2 separate regions of the Mus musculus genome follow, and region 2 is linked to region 1. The links are chromatin loops, found by intact Hi-C in ENCODE. Cell type or tissue: left cerebral cortex. All regions are shown on one strand. Links, peaks and the distances in the headings refer to the core of each region. The heading gives the core; the rest is flanking DNA. Region 1 overlaps Gm32081 (a long non-coding RNA gene). Region 2 has its middle 61 kb from the start of Pcgf5.

What was found. Hi-C counts contacts between places; a loop is a spot of excess contacts. Peaks named below come from ENCODE experiments on the same cell type or tissue, not always from the same donor. Only the 100,000 strongest peaks of a DNase experiment are listed, where the experiment ranks them.
Region 2: it touches region 1 in a loop (7-fold over the local background); 2 of 42 quality-filtered maps call a loop at or near these places.

What each region holds. Positions count from the first base shown.
Region 1 is chr19:36,200,990-36,209,710 of GRCm38, reverse strand. The region is part of intron 1 of Gm32081 (a long non-coding RNA gene); the gene reads right to left. Among named protein-coding and RNA genes, the nearest start is that of Gm32081, 21 kb to the right of the region's middle. In left cerebral cortex, for the core only: a CTCF peak has its summit at 1,390; DNase peaks (open chromatin) are centred at 1,118, 1,549 and 4,010; H3K27ac peaks cover 401 bases.
Region 2 is chr19:36,343,948-36,352,668 of GRCm38, reverse strand. It overlaps a transcript of Pcgf5 not described here. Among named protein-coding and RNA genes, the nearest start is that of Pcgf5, 61 kb to the left of the region's middle. In left cerebral cortex, for the core only: a CTCF peak has its summit at 3,606; DNase peaks (open chromatin) are centred at 3,256, 3,644, 4,311 and 4,868; H3K4me3 peaks cover 2,623 bases; H3K27ac peaks cover 1,698 bases.

The sequences.
Region 1 (8,721 bases), core at 535-8,534:
AGACAGACGTGTGAAACACACAGATGGGACAATGATGGTATCATATGGTATCCAATAGCGAGTTAGAGTCCAAAGAGAGAATGCTAAGGACTTGGGGTGGCAAGCACACAGACTAAAAGTGCAGTAACCATGACTTGTCTTTACACACAGAACATACTCCACTAATGTCGCTGGCTAGTGGAACTGTGTATTTAGATAACACTGTTTTTGTGACTGTCAAACATACAATTCGGGTCCATATGTGTGCACGTATGCATGTATGTGTAGGCAAGAGGTCATTGTTGAATTTCTTCCCCAAACGCTCTGTCCTACATTTTTTGAGACAAGGTCTTTTGCTGAATATGAAGCTACAATTTGTGCTAGTCTGGCTGTGCAGCAAGCCCTGGGGCTCCTCCTGCCTCCTCTTCTCCCATGCTGGAAACGCAAGCACATGTAGCTGGCCTGGCTTTTATGTGAGGGGTGGAGATGTGGATTCATGTCCTCATGCATGTGTGGTAAGCACTTTATTGGCTGAGGCAGCTCCCCAAAATTTCAATTTTTAATAACATATATGAATGTGTTGCTTCATAGGTTGGGTCATAACAATCTTTACTGTTTAAATTTTCAGATAAAAAGCTCAACCCTCCCCTTCCCACCCCCCCCAAAAAAACCCCAAAAAACAAAAACCAAAACTCAACCAACCATCCAACTAGATACTCCTCTGTACTTCAAAACCTAAGGAGCCTGGCCTTCAAGATGGTGAATTTTCAAATTCCGCAAGTCAGTCCTTTCCCCATGAAATGGGAGCTCCAAGCTGGACACAAAGAGACCAATTCTCCTTCCTCATGAGGTATAAGAGATTGAGAAACTGATCTACCAGACTGGTAGTGGGGCCAATTAAAATTGAAAAAAATTACATTTCTCCTAGAGATTATTAAATAGTGAATTTTCAGTCCAGTTGTGTCCCCCTGCCTCGTTGTCACTTGTGCTGGCAGAGGAAGGACACATCATCTAGACCTTATTCACAGGTCTGCTTTTGACGTGTCTCAAATTTAAATGAATGGAGCCAGTTTCTCTATTTCTGGTGATTTCCCTGTGCACAGCCTTGCTGTCTGCCAGGGCTGCTGGGAAGGGAGAAGCTGGAGGAGTGAGGATGCTTAAATAAAAACAGTTCTATTTTTGGCACACTTTAATGACAATCCTGTCTAAGAAATATTTTTTCCTACAATGCCTTTCCATCCGGTGTCATTGAAAGTGTTTGTAATTCCAGCGAAGGGCTGTGGCACTGGATGCTAATCAATGAACGGCTGGTGTGCTTTTCTATGAATGTGGCTCTTTTTCTTTCTTTCTTTTTTCATTTTTTTTTTTTTTTAATATTTACCAGTGACAAAGATGTGTTCTTCAGCCCAGGCAATGTTACCATTCATGCCTGGCTAATAAAGGAAGAAATGCCTGGGGAAGCTCACCCTGGTGGCAGAGGGGAGGAGGACCTATTTTAGGTCTTTGGGATATTTTATTGTCTTCGGGCCTTCCCTGTGAGTCACAGGATAGAAATTTGAGGCAGAAGTGCATCAGCGTCTGGGCTGAAAACTGTTTGGGCTGCAGTGCTGGAGATGTGTGTATGCATTCCTTGCTTGTAGGTTCTGGCTGCTTCCTGCTCAGTGCGCAGGGATGCAATGCCTGCCTTCTGTTCCTTTAAATTCCTGTAGTTGGACGTTGTCAGGATTTAGGGTGGGGTCAGCCTAGGGTCATTTTTAGCCCCAATAAAGGTCTGTTTTATTAAAAGCCCTCTGGTCCCTTGCCTGTTTACTGCTGCCCCGGGACAACACTTCCTTTATCTCTTTCTGGCTCACTCCCAAAGAAAGCAGGGAGACTCGCTATGGCTTGGAGTCCAGTTTCCATCTCCAGGCTGGGCTTGTGGGGTTTGGTGGCTCAAAATGAGCATGTGCCGGAGCACAGCATGTAGGATTGAATTTCACCCCCACTCCATACTCTTAGTGTTTAGAAAGAAATGATGAAGTTTCCGACTCATTCTGTTGAGCAGTTTCTTCTACGTTGTGGTTTTTTTTTTTTTTAAACGGGGTGCTATATGATGTCGGTCAAACATACTCCCTCCCTTCTGGTGACCACACAACTTGTGTTAGAGCTGACAACCACATCAAACCTTCCTTCCCCATACATCCATTAGCTCGAGTATTTCGTCACAGCAATGACAACCTGACTAACACATTCATGAAAGCTGTATCTTGCTTTTACTTAGAGGCAGTCAATCTGGAAGTTCCCTCTAAGATGTGGGGAATAAAGGCTGTGAACATGGAGAGAGGGTAGCTGGGGACCTGGCAATGGGAGCTGTGATTTTTAGATGAACTCTTACCAACGTTCACACTCGTGAATCTTACCTTGACACTCACTAAGCTAACATGTGAGGTCTACCATAGAGTGGACCATCTTCCACGTGGTCTGTTTGGTAGAGGAGAGAAAGGTAAACGCTGGCTGGAGTGGATGCAAAAGTGGAACTGGAGTGAGGAAGGAGGACATATTGTGGGGTAGAGGGGCGAGTAGATAAGAGCTGGTCAGGCTGGAGATGTGTGTGGGGCGGGGGATCATCTAGGGCTTCTTGTGGTGAAGTCAAGAGGAAGATGACACAGCCGGGAAAGGACAGGAGGGATGGCCCCTATAGGGGATCCCACACATCTTTATCCGTGTAGACGTCTGGCAGGTGAGATCCAGAGTCATGAAAGAGGTGAAGAATTTCCAGTCAAAGCTACGTCTCTTGCTGTAGTTTGTATCTGGAACACCCTCTAATGGTCGCACACTGAAGTCTTTGTTTTCAGCCCTTGACTTTATTTGGGAGACTGTGGAATCTTTAAGAGGAGGGCCTGTTGGGAGGATGTTCGGTCAGTGGGATTGTACCCTTAGAGGGGATCTAGGGTACCGGCCTTGTCATTCTTTCTCTTTGCTCCTCAGCCACAACGAGGGAAGCAAATTCTTCTGGCCCGTGCTCCCACCATGGCGTCTTGCCTTACCAGAGGGCCCAAAGTCTATTGAGCATCCATTAAAATCTCTAAAGCCATGCCCCAAACTAACCTTCTCTCCTTATAATTTGGTTGCCTTGTATATTTTTGCAATAGTATGGTGTGCTAACAATTCCATAGAGGGATTTCTTAGCATAAAAAGGAAGGAAGACCCTATGAGAAGGGTTTATAGAATGTGCATAGTTCTTAACCCAGCTTCCAAGTAAAGCACAAAGGCCTGGTCCTCTCTTTCTTCCCCAACCCTAACAGCCCAGTCTTCACTTAGGAATCCAGGACATTTTCTGGCCTTGGCTTTAGTATAATTTGTTATTGTTCTGGGTCTAGTCTTTCAGTGTAAAATAGACTGAGCACACAGATGCTGCCAGTGTGACTATAATGATATGATTTGTGCTTCATTCTTGTAACCAGCCTCATACTTAGGTTCTGTAGCTTCTAGCTTTCTTCGTCCCTTCTGTTTCTCCTCCAAAGCCTTGAAAATTCCGCACCGATGCATCAGGTATTGGCCTCTCAGCTGTCTGATCTCTAGAGAACCTCTCAAGGCATCCACCGTCTTCCCATCCCTGGAGCCTTTAAACAACAGTTTTCACATTGGCACGGACAGAGAAGTTACCTGGGACACACTGTCTGGTTTTGTCACCAGAGGACAGGGCTTGGGATCTGGATTTTCTAGGGCCTCATGGTGATTCCAATGCACTGCCCAGCAACTGGTGATGTTTAACAGTGAACAGTTCTAACACTCTTCCGCATCTAGCCCTGCCCACTTCAGCTTTCAACAGTCTCAACTCTCTTCTCCCAGCAAAGGGATGGAAGGAAGAGTTTGTCTGCACTAACTTTTGTTTCCAGTTTCTCATTGGATTGTGTCTCTAAATCAGCTTCAAATTGGTAGCGGCCTGGGATGGGGCGTTGCCGCTGACACACAGTTTCTAGATTTTTCTTTAGCTTGCTTTCATGGTATATCTATCACTGAAGTCATCTTGGGCATACAGCATGTGCTGTGTGGAGGGAACACCAGTGCCCTGTGAAAAGCAGACAGTGCAAAACTAGAGCAAGCAGGCAAAGGCATCCCAAAACTTGTCCTGAGAGACCTCCTTCCTCTTGCCCTACATCATCCGCCAACGGAGCCTGTCTGTCCAGCTTCCCCAACCCAAGTCCCCAGCTCACCTGATGTCAGCAGTTGGTGAGTCAAAAGGAGCGAAGAGCCCGACTGAAAAGAGCCCGGTTCCCCATTTGTACAAAGGCCTTGACAACATCTATTGCTTATATCATTTACATTTTAAATGCAAATTTCTTTATTTTTACACTAAGTGGGTGAATTAGCTCTCTAAAAATAAGGCTTCTGAATATAACAAATGTTTTACAGTAGTAATAGTTGAGAACACAGAAAGCGATGATTATTAAACCCATAGCTATGCTCTCCCTCATAGAAAGCTCTTCTGCTTATGCTGTGTGCCCCTCACCACAACCACCCTGAAACCGCTGCTCAATCCTCCACTTCTGGAAGCTAAATTCTTAGTATGATCTACACATCAGACAACCTCACCTGACTCCCTTTTAGAGGGTCTGAAGTGGAATTTAATATTCACTATTTTACTGAAATTATACTTGGCAGACAGGGTATGAGGAGACTCTAGGTCCTGTATCAAATGGCGTCTTGGTTTCATTTTGCTTTTGTGTCTAAAGCATGGATGTTATTATTCTCACAATGCTCTCTGAGCTTCTTGATGCTTGAAACAAGCTGGTTCACCACCGGGCTGGCCATGGAGTCTTTGTCCCAGTCTCCTTTTCCCTTCTCTCACACCAACTGCAGATGTTGCAGGCAGAGATAGACGCCCAGGGCTGCTCTTTGTCTCCCTTCTCCCTTGAGTATCTCATCTATTTGCAAGGCTTTAACTGTTAGCCCAGGCCAGCGGTCAAACCACCGCCTGCAGCTCTGACCTTCCTCCACACTCTTAGTCCTGCTTTTAATGGCCTCCTTCTCATATCTGGTGACCCCTCCCAACTTTGTGCTTCCTAAGTCAAATATGAATTTTTAATCATGATACTTAAGAAATAATACATTGAGGTTTTCCATTCTTTAGATCAGTTTGAGTCCTATTTCATCATCCTAAGGTTAAACAGATTCCTCCGATTCTCAAGCATTGCTGAAGCATTACCCTCAAGATGTCTCTCGGTTCCATTCATGGAACATTTTTAAGGTCAACCACTTTGTTATTTTTACCTCACACCAGAGCTGGGATTTTCTAAATGTGCTATTTTTATTTGTGTGTGTGTGTGTGTGTGTGTGTGTGTGTGTGTGTGTGTCTGTGTCTGTATGTATAAGTAGGTGCTGAGAACTGCACTCAGTTCTACTGGAAAAGCAGGAAAAGAAGAACACTAACATGCTGTCTTAGTCAGGGTTTCTATTCCTGCACAAACATCATGACCAAGAAGCAAGTTGGGGAGGAAAGGGTTTATTCGGCTTACACTTCCATGCTGCTGTTCATCACCAAAGAAGTCAGGACTGAAACTCAAGCAGGTCAGGAAGCAGGAGCTGATACAGAGGCCATGGAGAGATGTTCTTTATTGGCTTGCTTCCCCTGGCTTGCTCAGCCTGCTCTCTTATAGAACCCAAGACTACCAGCCCAGAGATGGCACCACCCACAAGGGGCCTTTCCCCCTTGATCACTAATTGAGAAAATGCCTTACAGTTGTATCTCATGGAGGCATTTCCTCAACTGAAGCTCCTTTCTCTGTGATAACTCCAGCTGTGTCAAGTTGACACAAAACTAGCCAGTACAATTGACCCCTTGTCAACTTGACACACAAACACATCACTAGTAAGCCTCAACCCTTACATTCTTATTCATCGCCAAGATCTAAATAACTTTAAAAGTCCCACAGTCTTTACATATTCTTAAAATTTCAGTCTCTTTAAAATATCCATCTCTTTTAAAATCCAAAGTCCTTTTACAATTAAAAGTCTCTTAACTGTGGGCTCCACTAAAACAGTTTCTTCCTTCAAGAGGGAAAATATCAGGGCACAATCACAAAGCAAAAATCAATCTCTAACCGTCCAATGTCTGGGATCCAACTCACGATCTTCTGGGCTCCTCCAAGGGCTTGGGTCACTTCTCCAGCCATGCCCTTTGTAGCACACTCGTCGTCCTCTGGGCTCCAGATGCCTGTACTCCACTGCTGCTGCTGCTCTTGGTGGTCATCTCATGGTACTGGCATCTCCAAAAACACTGCATGACCCCTTCAGTCCTGGGCCTTCAATTGCAACTGAGGCTGCACCTTCACCAATGGCCTTCCATGGCCTCTCACAGTGCCAAGCCTCAGCTTCTCTGTGCGACCACTTCATGCCTTCAAAACCAGTACCACCTGGGTGACCCTTACACATTACCAAGTCCTGCTGCAGCAGGAGTACAACCTTGGCTATCTCTGGAACACAGCCTCTTTGTGCTTTCAGAAAATACTTTCCAGAAGATGTCACCTCAATGATGCTGGTCTCTTCTTAATCACTGCTAATTTCTTAGCTCCAACTAACCAGCATCAATAGTCCCAGTAATGCTAAGTTTTTGCTTTAGTAGTTCTGGTATCTTGTTAACCACAGCTGATTCTTCAGCCCCAGCTAACCAGAACTACAAAATCTTCACAATAAAAACAGCAATGGCCCTGAAAAGAGTCTTTAATTTTCCCTCTGAAATTTCACAAACCAGACCTCCATCTTCTGTACTGTTCTCAACATCATCTTCCAAGCTCCTACACAACATCTGACAGAGCTCTTAACAACGAATGGATCTTCAAGCCCAAAGTTCCAAAGTCCTTCCACAGTCCTCCCCAAAACATGGTCAGGTTGTCATAGGAATACCCCACTCTGCTGGTACCAATTTGTCTTAGTCAGGTTTTCTATTCCTGCACAAACATCATGACCAAGAAGCAGTTGGGGAGGAAAAGGTTTATTTGGCTTACACTTCCATACTGCTGTTCATCACCAAGGAAGTCAGGACTGGAACTCAAGCAGGTCAGGAAGCAGGAGCTGATGCAGAGGCCATGGAGGGATGTTCTTTATGGCTTGCCTCCCCTGGCTTGCTCAGCCTGCTCTCTTATAGAACCAAGACTCCCAGCCCAGAGATGGCACCACCCACAAGGGGCCTCCCCCCTTGATCACTAATTGAGAAAATGCCTTACAGTTGTATCTCATGGAGGCATTTCCTCAACTGAAGCTCCTTTCTCTGTGATAACTCCAGCTGTGTCAAGTTGACACAAAACTAGCCAGTACACTGACCCAGCTTGAAAAAGTATTTTTCATCATCTTCTCTAAACTTCCTTTTCCTTCCCATCCTGAAGAAGTCTACCCTAAAGGCTTTACAGGGTCAGAGCAAAGGGGACGGCAGAAAGGAGCCATGGTGCCCTAGGACATGATGTGAAAGACCAGGGAGACTGACCTCTGTGCTTCCCAGGAGGCAGCCGAAGGGGGCAGCTGAAGTGGGAAGTCTGAGTTCAAGAGGCTTGAAGAAAGTGTTCTGGTGAGAGAGAGACCTGAGTGTCAGAGCTCGAATAGCATTAGAAGGCGCAAACACAGTGCAGCCTCTGACATCACATTGGATCTCAAGGGGATCTCATGGTTTTTTGTGTGTGGGTGTATTTGTGTACCTGCAAGTCCTGAGAGCAACAGTGTTCCAACAGCAGAGAGCAATAATGGGGAACAGAGCCTGGTTTCCAGAAGCCACCAGCAACACAGATAGAAGAGAACTTTCATATACATAGCAAGGGAAAACGAAGCGCTTTTTCCTTAAGATCAGGGGTAAGCCAAAGAGGTTCACGCAGTGCTCGCTCCCATACAATACTATACTGGGGGTCTTAGCCGGTATCACTGGGAAGAAATGCAGACTGGATAAGCCAATGATCAAATACCTACCAGAAGGAGCATGAGGTTCGGGAAAGGTGGGGTTTGCCCATGGTTTCAAACATTCCTGTTCACGGCTGAGGAGGCTTGGAGCCTGCAACTCAGACCATGACAGACAGGAACACAGCAGCAGGAAGGGACTAAAGGGTCCTCCCTTACTGACCTACTGACTCCTACTGGGTCGCCTAACAAGGTTTTCATCATGCTTCCAGATACTACCAGCTAGAGACAGGCTTTAGCACATGAACCCGTGGAACATGATTTATATTAAAATAATAACAAATGGCAGTCAGATACCAAGTAAAGATATAATATTCACAGACATGGTACTAGAAGCGAGTTTATAAAGGTTACACAAGCAATTAAAGACTGAACCCCCCCCCCAACAAAACCATTTTCAACAGTGTCTAAGATATGACGTAGAATAATTTTGACGTAGAAATAAATTTCACATGTATTTCAAAAACTCCAAAGCACTATTGAAAAGAATTAGAGAGGGCTAAGTAACAGATTGGCTCAAAGATCAGAGGGCTTGATATTATTAAGAGGTCAGTTCTGGGGCTAGGGATGTGGTTCAGCTTGTAAGGATATATGCCTGTCATGCACCCAGCCCTGAATTCAGTCCTCCCAGTATATGCAACCTAGTGTGGTGGGGCACACTTGTTGTCCTAGCACTCAGGAAGTTGAGGCAAGAGGGTCAGACACTCAGTCAGCCTCTGCTACTTTAAGGCAAGGTGAGAGCCAGCCTGGGCTACCTAAAAGCCTATATTTATTTTAATATAAATCATGTTCCACAGGTTCACGTGCTAAAGCCTGTCT
Region 2 (8,721 bases), core at 489-8,488, 140 kb before region 1:
ATTCTGCCAGTTCTACACTTATGGAAATTTTAAGGTCTTGTGCAATCCCTTGATTCTTTCCCTAGTTTTCTGGCTAATAATAGATTTGTTTTTCTTTTCTAAAATCGCCATGTATTTTCTTACGATTCTTTAACAGCTCCATGTAACACAGCCTTTGGTTATCCATCATACTTTCTCTAAGTAACTTTGTAAGGTTCTCCTAGTCTCTGATTATCCCATACACTTCTCATACTGCCTTTCATATAGTAAACTAAGAGAATGTTTAAGTTAATCTACATAGTGTATAGAATAAAAATGTAGTTAATTTATCAATGTTTATTAAAACAAATACTTAGGAGGCCTAGAAACTAAGCTTTTTTTTTTTTCAGTTCACAGGATGTAGGAATATAGGTATCACTTTAATTAAAAATTAAAAATTCAGAACAGCACAAATGTAGCCTGTTCCTAAAACCAAAGAGTTGGGCCAGACCTCAGGGGCCACAGGGGTCATTTAATCCCTCCGTGTCAGCCCCACGGATGCATACGTGTGGAATGTAGAACAGTTAGTATTTATTTTATTGTTGGTTTGTTTTCTTTTGAGACCAGGTGTCATTTAGTAAAAGCTGGCCTTGAACTCATTACGTAGCCCAGGATGACCTTGAACTCCTGATCCTCCTGCCTCAACTTCACAAGTACTGGGATTACAGATGTATGCACAAACACACCCAACTTTCAGATATAACTCATTAAGAGCCCTTTCTATACCAGGTCCTTCTACAGTAGACCATGCTCACACAATCCTTCAGTGTACACAGCACCAATGCTGCCACCACTATGTGCACGCACGTGTACACACACACACACACACACACACACACACAAAATGAGAGAACTTCTCCCAAAGTCAAGTACCTCATTATAGAGAGGGCTTCCTGCTAGACACAGAACTGAAATTCAGGCTTTCTTTTCTACTGACTATTGTTACAAATGTAAGACCCACTACGTGAACAAACTTATGTCTCCAGATACCACTATGCTAACCAAGACAGAGCGCACATGAAAAGTTCCATGTCACTTTCATTAAAACTTAGAGACATTAAAATTGGTAGCATCATCACCATAAAACTGCGAAGGCCTATTCTTATTTGCCAGAAAAACTCCTTTCCTAGTTTTCACTTCTTAAGTATGTTATCCACTGAAAAGCCATTTGTCCAACCAGATTCAGCAAGTATTTGTTGAATCCCTCAGATGGGAGACATGGGAAGATACAAATCCAAGTGAGGTATGATTTTACTCCCTGTAAAGTGTTCACAAGCAAGAGGCAGACAATCTGTTAGTCGGAGGAGCAATTCCTCCCCACCTGTTGGTACTTGGACTAACGCTGGGGCTTCCACAACAACACAAACTCCAGATTCTAGGTTCTAGTCCCAGCTCTGAATCTTGAGCAAATCCCTTTACTACCTAAGTCATTTCAGAGACGGTTCTGAAAGGATGTAGCCTGCAACTTCAAGATCTCTTGTAGCTAGCTCTAAAATGCTGTGTTCTCTGAACTCGGTCTTGAAGTTACACTTCCAGAAATGACTAGTTGCGAGGATGAGGCAGGGCGGCCACTCCTATTCAGCAGTGGACCGTGGAAACACTGAGAGCTGACTGTACTGCTACGAAACTGAGGCTGAGTAACACGCTCTGCAGTTTATTCTTTATAATAACATACTTTATCAAGGTAGTCATCTGAGTATTAAGTACTACATCCAAACCGTCCTCCCATATTGACTTGTAGCTCTAATCCTTGTGATATTCAATCGAGTCAATTAAAGGATAATTTTAGACAACACCTTTTAGCTACTATTCTGTGTCCAAAATCAACAACACATTAGAGTTAGGGCCCCTGACAGAGAAAGAACGCTTTGAGTTTGTTTAAATTAATACTATATTATATTACTGTGACAGTTTTCACCACCACTAAGAATGAGTTTGGTTTACAGGTAGGAGGAAAGAGGAATGAAGAAACACCAGTGTTCCAAACGAACGGAAACATTCAGGCCTGGGACAACTTGACTACGCTGATTTCGCTTTAGCAGTTTTTCCATTTTTAAACTAGTAGCTCTATTTTTATTTACTCAGTAATAAACGTGGTGCCAAAGCTTCATATCCGTCTTCATAGTAAGCATCTTACAACAGGATGCTTAAAGGTCTGTCACTGTGTGCCCTTAACTGCACAGCGGAGGAAACGGATCGATCTCGAGAAAATCACACCGGTAAAGAGAAAGTGAGAACTGTACCCTACTGGCAACTTGCCCACCAAAGGCAAGGCATTGCAACTGTTGAAGATCGTCCTGCCAAGAATGAGGGAGAGAAATGTATTCATTCGGCATGTCAACAAACATAGGGTGCCCCGAATGTATATGAGGCTTCTGTTGACTCGAGTGTATACATGAACAAACAGGTAAAGTCTTCCACTTTCTCCTCTGTGAAATTTACATTCTTGTAGGGGGAGAGCAGACTTAAATAATGCTGCTACAAAGTATTTTTTTTTTAGCGATTAGGAGCTATTAAGAAAATAGGAGGGGTATGAAGTAGTTTAGGAGGACCAAGAACTAAGAAGTATGGTGATCAAGAGTATTTGTGGGGGCCTGACACTGGAGGTGAGCCCCAGATGACAAGAAAATTTGCTCTGTAGTCCTTCAAGTGTGGGGTGGGATGGGAACGTCAAGTTGGTGTTCAGGAATAATGACAGTAGGAAACATTCTGTATTCATGAATGAAAAACGAGATGGCCTTTTAAAACTTAAAAAAATAAAGCTAATCTTTATATCATCTACTTGAGGGACCAGTTGTTTAAGATCGACTCACTTTTAAGGATTCTGCTAATTACTTGGCAACTGCTGAAGTAGACACAATTACTCGAATTCCAACCATGCTGCAGACCTCCCTCACTTGACACCATTCAAATTCTGAATGGGACTGGACCGGGCCCTGCAGCGAATCAGCGCCTCCTCTGCTTCATTAACCCAGCCAGGTGGAATCTCATTACCCTTCCAGAAAACGAGAAGCAAGACTGGGGAAGGTGGGTTAGCCCTACACCCCGAAAGTTACTGTGGCAGGTTTAAATTAAAAAAAAAAAAAAAAAAAAAAAAAAAAAAAAAACCCGCCGCCCTCTCGCATGAACTCCCCCCGCCCCTCCGGGCGTCAGCCCTCGCAGAAGGGCGGCCCACAGCGAGTACGCGCGCGCGTGTGGAGCCCGCGTGAATCATCGGAGCGCGGTCCACCGGGGCGATGATTCATTCACCGCTCCGGAGCTCCCGGCCACACGTTCCCGGCGTACTATGACGGCCGCACACGCAGCTTCCTTAATATTAAACAAATGTTTCAAAGTACAGACGCCTGCAGCGAGAGACGCGGAGAGCCGGGCTAGGTGGCAGGGAGCGAGCGTCCCGGGGCAGGCAGGGGCGCGGAGAGCAAGGTTGGCTCCGACGCGACCCCCGAGGCGTGCGGTGGCGCACAGGTGGGTCCCCACCGTCCTCGCCGCCGCGCTCCCGATCGCCCCTCTGCTCTCCGTGGCATCTTATATAATAGCCCCAGCCGATCCAAACGGAAGCGGGGCGCGCGCTGCCAGGGCCGCCCGGCAGAGGTGCTCACTCCCGGAGCCCGAGGGGCTCCCCACGCAGCTTCCAGGAGAGGGGGGTAAAGGCCCCGAGCGCCCGCCCCGCGCGTCCCCTCGCAAAGGCGCTCGATCCTGGCCGGTCCCCTTCAGGAAGCCGCGAGCGTCACCAACTGCGTCAGCTTCTTCAAACACCGTGCCCTGTCTCTCTCCAGCCCGGGAGCCTTCGCCGCGGGGCCGGGGCCGCGAGCCGCGCTGGCAAGCGTGCCTCGGGGGAGGAGAAAGTTCCCGGGGACCCTCCCGTAGCCCGCCCGGCCCAGCCGCGCCGCCAGCACCCGTGCCCCGGCGTGGGCAACTTGGGACCCCCGGCTGCGCGCGACCCCTACTGCCTGCCGAGCTCTCACGGCGCCCGCGGGGATCACGCCCCGGGCCCAGCGGAAGATCGGCCACGCTTTAAAAAAGGGGGAAAAAAACTTCGCAAAGCCGGGAAGCCTCCGGGGTCCCCGAGCATCGCTCTTACCTAGCTCTCGGGAGGCCACGTTCCGGGCGGGCCGCACGGGGCGCGTGGTGCACGAGCGCGCGCGCGTGGGGCGGTAGGTGAGCAGCCCGCGCGGGCGGGGCGGAGCAGGACCCGGTGGCGAGGCGCGAGCCGCGCGGGCGGGGGGTCCGGGTGGCCCGGCCGCGGGAGGGCGGGGAAAAGGACGACGGCAGCGGAGCCCGCGGTGACCGTGACGGTGGCGGCGGAGGCGACGGCGATGGGCGCGGGGCGAGCGCGCCAAGGGGGCGGAGGAGTTGCCAGAGGGTTTGTTTACGCATTGCTGCCCGGCTCGGGGCACAGCCCGCACTCCCTGATTGGACACAAACTGGGGCACAGCCTCTCGCCGCCGCCCGCCAGGCCTTCTGGAGCAGCCGCCGCCGCTGCTGCGTAGCTCCTGGAGCGCCTGCGGGTCACAGCCCACCGCGGTGCCTGGGCTTGAAGGGGAACAGCAGGGGTGACCGGCAGGGTGGGCGTGGAGCGAAGCAGGCTCCTGGAGCTTGGAGCAGCCCACCTGTAGTGGTGCGACCTTGGCAAGGAGAAACTTGAAACTTCTCTGGCTTGGAAACTGCCTATGCTCCAGGGGTTGATTAGATACCCACCCTGCATCCCCTCCACCCCAACCCCACCAGGAAGCTTGCCTTGAGCAGATAGAAAAGCAGCTCAAATATTAATAAGTCTTTGGTCAAGTCGAGGCTTCTTGTCGAAGCTGATCCGTAGGAGCTCACAGTACTTCTCTGCCTCCCGCTTCCCTGCTTTTAATCTCCTTGCTTCCACATGACATTCAAAAAGTTGTCCCTCCCAGAAGTGACCTCTTCGCCCTGGTGCTGAGCATCTTCTGAGACTTCCCATGGTCTCGGCTTCCTTCACAGGCGAACTTGCACATCTTCAGCCTTCTTTCTACTGCCCAACTGTCACCTCAGAACCTGAGGCTAAATACCATGCCTCAATGCGTTGGCAGATTTTCATTGCCTGAATCCTGTTCTGTTCTCTGCCAGAGAGCACTGGGCTTCCCTCTACCTGTTCACGTGCTCCCGATCTCAGCTTCCTCCTACCACAGCAGTGTGTAGTCTTCTGGATTCCCTTACTGACATCAGTCTGATTTGGGGATCAGTCTCTATCCCCAAGATACCTTCCTCCCTCATTCTATTCAATGTCTTGAGGAAAGTGACCAAGTTTCAACAGGGCTCCAGCAGCCTGGGAGAAATGAAACTGAAAATTATCCTGTGTTGTCTGAGTGTCTGGGCCCAGGGAACTTTGAATCTTCGAAGAACTGAGAACACAGACTCCCCATCTTGTCGAAAGCAACCGCTTTTGACACCCAAGTGTGTCCTCCGTGTTTCCTGTCTCTGTATTCACTCCCTACATCTAACTGTGTGCCTCTGGACTCAAAATGGGTAATCAGCCCTAGGTGGTATGTGACTGAGCTCTGCTGCAAAGTGAATAAAGACAGTCATAAAGCAACAGGCACAAACTCAGTCATTTTACAGATGATTAGGGATACTAAGAGCCATCTAGTCCTGATAGCATAGGTGGATTCATCTGGGCTGATCAAACACTACTTCTGATCTGTCATGAGATGGACCCTGGTCCGTCGTGACTGCTGGAATGGCTGGATTTCTTTGTCTAGATATGCTGCATATAGTCCCATTGGGAAGACATCTGGACTCTGGAGAAGCATCCAATGAACTGTTTCTGTCTCAGATAGTTCACATAAGCTACAAATACATGGAAGGAACTTCAGTTGCAACTAAGGGAGGGTAAGGCCATCCTGAGATTAGCTGTCAATAAAAGCAACCCCTCCCCAAGGCTCCAGCTTGGGGGTGGGGGGAGGGCGAGCAGGGGCCAGTAGGAAGGAAGCACCCAGAGCAGTGGGGCAGATATCACAGAGTGGAGCTTCTCCTGGAGACCCCTTCAAAGCAAAGGGTCCTTCCTCCTCTCCTTCCTTTCTCAGCCTCCCAGTCAGCAGCACGTGGAAGAAGCATGAGAAGCCAGTGCACTTGTAACTACTGGCTAACGCATGGCACGACCGGTGTTAGGGAAAGGAGAATGCAGCCCAGAGCGTCGTGATAGGTGACAGATGTCCCAGGCTTGGGTGCAGCATCTGATTGCCTCTGGGACTCATCCTCCAGGTCGGTTTATTCAGTGTGAGTGAACACCCTGTTCAGTCGCCCACCCCCTCTCCGGCACCTTGTCCTCCCTTTGTATAGTGACTTCTTTCTCCTAGCCTTCTCCTTTCCTACATGGCATCCTTCCTTAGCTGTCCTTTCTCACCTTTCTGTTTGTGCTTCCTTCCTTCCTCTCTCCTTCGATTCTCCCTCTCTAGGTTCTGGTCACACCATCCCTGTGCCAGCTGCGGGCACTGGTATGAAGAGCCATGCCCACCTTTCCCGTTAAGGCCTTCAGATTTAGATGCCACTGTGCTGTGGCCCTTTCACACACAATGCTAGACAGCTATCTTATGTTATCTTCAGTCTTCAGCATACACTCATTGGTTGAGCACCGCTGGATAGAATTTAGTGGCTTGCCTATTGTCTGTCCTCAAAGGAGCCTCTGCTTATGCAGGTCACTTGACGACACCTGCTTACTCTTCGAGTTAGGTTTCCCTCCTCACTTTCTTATCCTATAATTTCTCATTATCAGAAACGCCTCCTCAAACCCCAAATCCCAACAGTCCAGGACGTCATTTTAAGTCCTCAACTGGAGGAGGTAGCATCTCATCACATTTGTGAAGGGGGAATAAGATTTGAAAGGCCCGAAATTGATCAAGGAGGAGCATTTTTGGTGGAACAGGAAATAATATGGTCCAACTTGGCTGAAACATGAAGGAAGGCTAACAAATTAGAGAATGTTCCATCATAGTCCCCCAAAAGAAACACTGTTCAGAAACCTACATTAAATCCTAAATACGTGTATAGTTCGGATTATTCGAACCATCGCGTTTTACAGCCACAGAGGAGTGCTAACACTGTCTAGCCCAAAAGGTTTTAAAATAAGAGATCCATGGCTGTAAGGTTCGGGTACTTGAACACCAAGGTGATTGAACATGGCCATTGAAGTCTACTCATATTCAGATACCGTCTCTGATAAATGTTGTGCCATGTGACCTTGAACTCACATACCGTTTCTTCTTCAACACATCAGGGAAAATAATATCATCTACTCCAGTGGCTTTTGTGGAAATTAGTATATATAAAAAACTTTATAGTCAGTTTTGACAACATAGACAGCCAGAGAGCAAGGAGCTTAAACAGCAAATATTTCTTCCTAACTTTTAAAGTTCAGAGTTCTATGAGAATATTCTTCTTTTCAGCTGTGCAAACAGACAACTCCATGCATCCTGGCAGTGGAAATGGGGTGGGTGAGATAGGATTCAACAGATATGGGTGCGTATCGTCATGCTTCCTTCCCATGCTAGAAGATACCAGAGCTGGAACGAGTCTCTCAAGCTTTTAAAGCCCTCATTGGGAATGTTTGATATGATATGGGCAGTTCTAGTGCATCGTATGCATTTGATGCCATCAGTGGGGACATGGCACGGCACTAGTTTGCTGTTTAAAGAAGGTCTCAGTCAGGCTTGGTGGCGTGCACACTTTTAATTCTAGCACTTGGAAGGGAGAGAGAGGCAGGTGGGTTGCTGTGAGTTCAAGAAAAGCCTGGTCTACACGGTGAGTTACGGTGCAGCTAGAGCTATGTAGTGAGACCTTGTCTCAATGTACCCCCTGCCCCTGAACCCCAAAAAAGGAAAAGAGAAAGAAAATCTTAGTTGTCTTTCTAGTTCCAATTCCTGTCTATTTCCTGACTACAATGGCATACTATGAAATTCCAGGAGGACATGGGCTATATTATCCTGTCAGTTCTTAAAAAGACATGTTTTTCCTTTATCTTATAAAGTCAGTAATTGTTCCACTTTTCTGTCTTACTTCAAGCCAAATTTATAATTCAATACTTGATCTCTAAAATCTACCTTATAGTCCTGCCCTTTACTCACTCGCCTCTTCTAGGAAGTGGGAAGGAAGCAGAGAGTTCTAGGTCAAATCCTCATTTCATTAGAGAGGAGTCTGAGACACAAAATGATAGTGGCATGTGGGCTCAGTGGGCAAAACTGCTTCCCCGACAGACAGAATGAGCCCAGCTCAATCCCTGGTGGAAGGAGAGAATTCCCATAAGTAGTCCTCTCACAGGTTTGAGTGTACATACATTACACACACACACACACACACACACACACACACAGAGAGAGAGAGATTTCTCCCTGTCACTACAAACCCGCTGGACACTTTTGAATGAAAACGGGCAATCTCTGACTCCTCCTTCTTTTTATGCATGCACATCTACTTCAGTTTGTCTCCCTCAGCTGTTACCCTTTTGATATGAACTAGACCTTCAAGACCTCTCTTCACTTTACAGTCCTATTAGTTCAATGGTAATGGCTTTGCTTTCTCCCGCCTCCATCTCTTACACAGTGAGCCTAACAGAACCATTTTTAATGCAACCCAACTTTAGACACTAACAGTAAAATAGTAATATTTGACATATGAACTAAAATTCAACATGAATTTATAACCTTCAATCAAATATGCATTTATGATTGTTAAACTATTCCA